Linked DNA regions of Homo sapiens: region 2 is linked to region 1. A link is a loop called in an ENCODE intact Hi-C map of the cell type or tissue named here. Cell type or tissue: PC-3. All regions are shown on one strand. Region 1 has its middle 470 kb from the start of ZIC3. Region 2 holds the start of LINC02931 (long intergenic non-protein coding RNA 2931).

Evidence for each region. Hi-C counts contacts between places; a loop is a spot of excess contacts. Peaks named below come from ENCODE experiments on the same cell type or tissue, not always from the same donor. Only the 100,000 strongest peaks of a DNase experiment are listed, where the experiment ranks them.
Region 2: a loop joins it to region 1, with 4 times the contacts of the local background. A loop is called at or near these places in 2 of 110 quality-filtered maps.

The regions. Positions count from the first base shown.
Region 1 is chrX:138,033,279-138,035,778 of GRCh38, reverse strand. No RefSeq gene overlaps it. Among named protein-coding and RNA genes, the nearest start is that of ZIC3, 470 kb to the right of the region's middle. In PC-3, a CTCF peak has its summit at 1,436; no DNase peak of the experiment used is centred here.
Region 2 is chrX:137,563,617-137,566,116 of GRCh38, reverse strand. LINC02931 (long intergenic non-protein coding RNA 2931) reads left to right here and starts at 1,633. Exons shown (of 3, transcript NR_186571.1): 1 at 1,633-1,786. In PC-3, no CTCF peak of the experiment used is centred here; no DNase peak of the experiment used is centred here; H3K4me3 peaks cover 917 bases; H3K27me3 peaks cover 1,828 bases.

The DNA.
Region 1 (2,500 bases):
TACAGGCGTGAGCCACCGCGCCTGGCCAACACAGTTCTTTATCCTTACTTAAATATATCTACTCTAGGATGCCCACATCTCTGTGCCTTTATATTTCTTCTACCATTGTTGGCTAAGACAGTCCTGTCATTTCTCCTTCACCCAGTGGGGCCTAGCACATTTTCCAGGTTTCTAGGAATCATTCTGGTGACATTTTTACCCTGTGCCCCAGGGTCCTTGCTAAAATGTTAAATTCTGTATACTAGAAGAGTGCTTTCAAATGATTATGCTCACCCTTATTCGATTTTATTTTCTCCCCAACCCATAATCCAGAATCTACATCTCTCAGAATCTAGTCCGATACAAACTTTGCTGGTTCATGTAGACGGTACCTGTTAGTTAGGTCCTATAGCTCTCTTGAGGCTTATTCTATTTCTCTTTTTAGCAAGCCAAGCATGCCCTTGCTAAATTATGCCATGACTGACTCCAGTTATTGCCCTAGTAGCTATAAGTTGAGGTTAGGGCAGATCTCTATGAGAGCAGATGTCTAGGTGCAGCAGATGTTTTCTTGATGAGGAGAAAACTCTGCATTGTCTTCAAGTAAAGGGTAAGCACTATCTCCTAACAAGGAGGAATGTGCTCTTTTGCAGGCTCAGACATTTTAGTGAATGTCAGGATTCAAGATTTTGGAGTGCATCAACCCAGATATCCCTATGCCAAAGATGCGGCATAACCTGGGATAAGGTCTTCAACTGAGGAAATTCCTAGAGACTACTGGCAGCTATAAGCTGGCAGTGATGAGCATCCCCAGCATCTGGGGAAATAAGTGTTCCAGCCTGAAGGGGGATCTCAGTGGCAGCAGAAGAACATTCTTTACCTCTGCATTTTTATCAAGCTCTCCAGGTGATTCTGATACAAACTAAAGTTTGAAGACAAAGAGAAAACTCTGCATTGTCTTCAAGTAAAGGGTAAGCACTATCTCCTAACAAGGAGGAATGTGCTGTTTTGCAGGCTCAGACATTTTAGTGAATGTGGAGATCAAATATACATTTGGCCTCCACTGTCTTTAAGACATTTCTATAAGAGTTGGAATTTCAAGCAAAGATTGAGGACAATATGGGCTTTCAAAAATATGGACACTTTTGATTTTTAACAGTATTTAAATAGTGAAAAATCAAAAGATTTAAGAATTTTTAAAGTGTCTAATATTGTTACTTGAATTCTACATAGAATTAGGGTTTCTTCATTAAGCAAATGTGGAATGGAAAGTTTTTCCCCAAATCTTAATTTTTAATCTGTTATAAAATCTGGATATTATGGATAAATGTTATTTTGATTTTATATATATATATATACAGTAGTCGGGAGAAAATCTTTACTTTTTTAATCTAATAGGTTTTCCTTTGTAATCACATAGTTATACTTTTGTTTGTCCACTGGTGGACACTGTTGAGCTTCCAAACAAAGCTATTCTGATGGGGTGGTGAGGAGGCAAAAGAGGAGACATGAATGGAAATATAAAACCAAAATTAAGACAGTGACAATCTTTGTGCAATCCTATTTGTTCACCATATAACAAGCTAATAAATGTTTATGTCAATCATATTTAGAATAACAAAGTTAGAAACAGCTAGACTTACATTGCTTAGGAAGAATATTTTTACAGCAGGGAAGCACTGCTTAATGGCTAATGGCATAACTAAACTACAAAACAGTATTCTATTCCATAGGGAAACCAATGCTTTCATTTCAAGAAAAAAAAATTTTCCATTTTTCCGGTTTCCTTTACTTCAGACCTCTTTATTTTGAGAATAATGTTAACCTTTTCATCAAGATTCAACCAAAATACTGAAGAGTAGACAATAAAAAGCTATCATTAAAAGGTGAGCTTGTGATGATAATTTGGGTCAAAAGACAATGAATAAATTTTTACTAATGTATAATTTGTTTCATCTTAATGAATAAAATTCTGAACTCATCATATAGATTATAAGAATTTCTGTAAAGAGAATCCAAGATTATTTAATTATCTGAGCTATTGTGATGGTGTGCTAGCAATCATTTCATAACTTTGGAGGTAGAGGTTTTTTTTTTTTTTTTTTTATAGAGGTACTGTAAGAAGTACTGTAAGAAGTACTGGAATGAAATCCAGAAATAAACTCCAGTTCTACTGATTACTTGCTGCCTGACTTTGAGTAGGTTGCTAGACTTCTCTGATCCTCCATTTACTCATCTATAAGAGTGGAAATAAATAATACTTTCCTAGTAAGTTTATTACAAGAAATAAATGAGATACTGTAGGCAAGAGGCCTAGTATAGTGCCTGGTACAAAGAAGCTGTCAGTAAATCTAGTTTTATTTCCATCTCCTAAAAGAAGCCACAAACAAAGGGTTCTACCAAAGTCTTACACTTTCAAATGAGCATGGGCAGCAGCAATCAATGATTAATTAATGATGCCTCTTTCTCTTTCTAGTACATAAGTGCCATGAAAAAAACGTCGAGTGTGTGTTTTTTGCTCATC
Region 2 (2,500 bases), 470 kb after region 1:
ACTCACTCCTCGCACATAAACCGAGCGGGAGGCCGCGAGGCGCGCGCCAATGGGGAGCCAGCTGGCCCGCGGTCACCTGACCTCCGGCCGGACTGCCCATTGGCCGCCGCGAGGCTGATTGGCAGCGCGGAGCGGAGAACATGGCAGCCGCGGCCGAGCGACCCCCGCTGATTGGGCAGCCGCCGGGTGCCTGGCAGGTGAGGCGGCGGCTGCCGGGCGGCCGCGAGTGGGCTCCACCGGGCTTGAGTGGCTGCGGGGAACTGGGGCCAGGCTCCAGCCGGCAAACGGCGGGACGCCGCCGGGACTCTCGCGGGCTTTCCCCCACCCCTCGCGGGCTCTTTGCCCCGCGAGGATCGGTCCCACTGCTGCGCCGATGGAGGAGACGCGGCGCTCAACGTCCAGTCCTGCTTGGGCCCCCGCTGCCTCACCACCTTGAGAACATGTCCCCTCTGTAGCTGCAGGGCGCAGATCCTGGGGAGAGCGCAGCAGTTTCGCGCTCCCGGTCCAGCCGCTGCGTCCACCTCCAATCACTGCGAGTTCTGATGGCCTCGAGGCCGGGACCCAGGCCGGGATAGTTCGCCGTTTGTGCCCCCAACCTGTCGGCAGCTGTCCGAGACCCAAAGGAGAAGAAACGATTACAATTAGAGCTGATCTCCGTTACTTCCGTCTGCGCCAAGCGTTGACCCTTTAGTTTGTGAGCAGCGGCCGTACTCGCCGCTGCCCACTTCCCGAATTACACACCGGGCACGACACAGCAAACATATACAACGCAGTAAACCCAAGCACACAGTAGGAAACAAGCACACAACACAGTAAACACAAGCGCACCACAGGAAACAAACACGACATATGAAATACGCACACAACACAACAAAGTAAGCACATACAACACAGTAACATAAACTACGCACAACACAGCAAACACAGAAACACAACTAAACACAACAGAGCAAATACACATAACAGCGAGCATACCCACAAATACAAAACATGCAAAGAACACTTTTAGCCAGTGTACGCAAAACATGCACACAACACACTAAACACATAATAAACACACTAGACACACACAGTATCAGGGTGGTTTCCAAATCACTAGGCTAATCAGCTTTGAATTCTCAACATTTTCAAATGCAAAAGTCGTGTTGGGGGTTGCTGATGCTGAATGGGGACTGTGACATGGAATTTTCTTTCCTCTGAACAGCCAAGGCTTTACTCTCTTCTACTCCTACCCGGAGAAGGTAAAGCATGTAGTGACCTCAGGGACTGCTTACCCCTTAAGGATTTACTTCCAGGGGTGTGTGTGAAAGTCCTCTCGCCTTCTGTCTGTTGCAAGGTCTTTCTGACATAATGACCAGGTTCAGACAAGGCTATAAATTCACTCATTTTTGTGTCCTGCAAGGCATTTGCAAAGAATGCAGAAGAGAGTGGAAAGAAAAGGCAGAGAGAAAGATGGCTGTGATTGTCACATCCCTAGCTGGGCCAAGCCCCAAAGTCTGCGCCTTGAGGCAGCCTCACAGCCTGGCCGCCATCTCTCTGTAGGAAATAGAACATCTGATCAAGTTCAGAGGCGCCAGGAGAGACCGCCTTAAGCAGCGCTTTATAACTGCAGCCTTTCACTTCCTGCTCCCCAGTCTGCCTGGCCCAGCCAACACTTCACCTTCTTTCTTAGCCAGTTTGCTGGGAGAACACCCTACCGGTAGCACATCTTACCGTATTCACCCCCTCCCATCAAACTCGCCCCAATTCTCTCTCCACATCCAGAGCTCTCTCCCCAGGTTGGAAGGTGAGTTCACTGCTGACTTAAATTATTGCGTCTGCCGAACATAGGCTCTCCAAGAATGGTTTCAGTGCCTCTCAGCAGAGGGTTTCTTTGGGGGGGTAGGGGGGCGCTGGTGTGTTCAGAGAACAAATATGCTTAAATCATGCAAATGAATCCCCTGGAGTCAGGTTTACAAAAAAGGAGGATTGCCTTTCTTCCCCCCCCCCCCCCCGCCCCACCTTTCTTTTCACTTTCTCCTTTATTTCCTCTCTTCCCTCTACCTCTCTTCACCTCCCACCAACCCCAACCGCCCTTGGCTAAGTAGTTGGTTTGAAAAAGTTTGGATTTCCTCACTGAGCTGGTCCCGCGGACAGCGGTTCTCGAGACTAGGGGACCGGGAAGGGGCGGCTGTCGAGCTCTGGCCGGGCCAGCGCTGATGCGAGAGTTTCCGGGGAGTCCCGCCAGGTACCCCGAGAATCGAGGGCCTTGCGCGATTGCAACTGGGTGAAGGGCTCAGAAGGGGGGCAGCCGAGGGAGCTCATCATGCCCCTATTTGGGAAGGGGTCTTGAGCTCAAGGCAGGGGGAAGTTGCCGCCGCTGACCTACCCGGTGCCCAGTGTCCGTTTTGATACGGCCACATTCCGATAATTAATTGCCTCCAGCACGTGCTCTGTAGTCCCTGGAACAAAAAGGCATAATTCAATTAGATCATCAACCGAGAAGTGGGGAGGTGGGGGC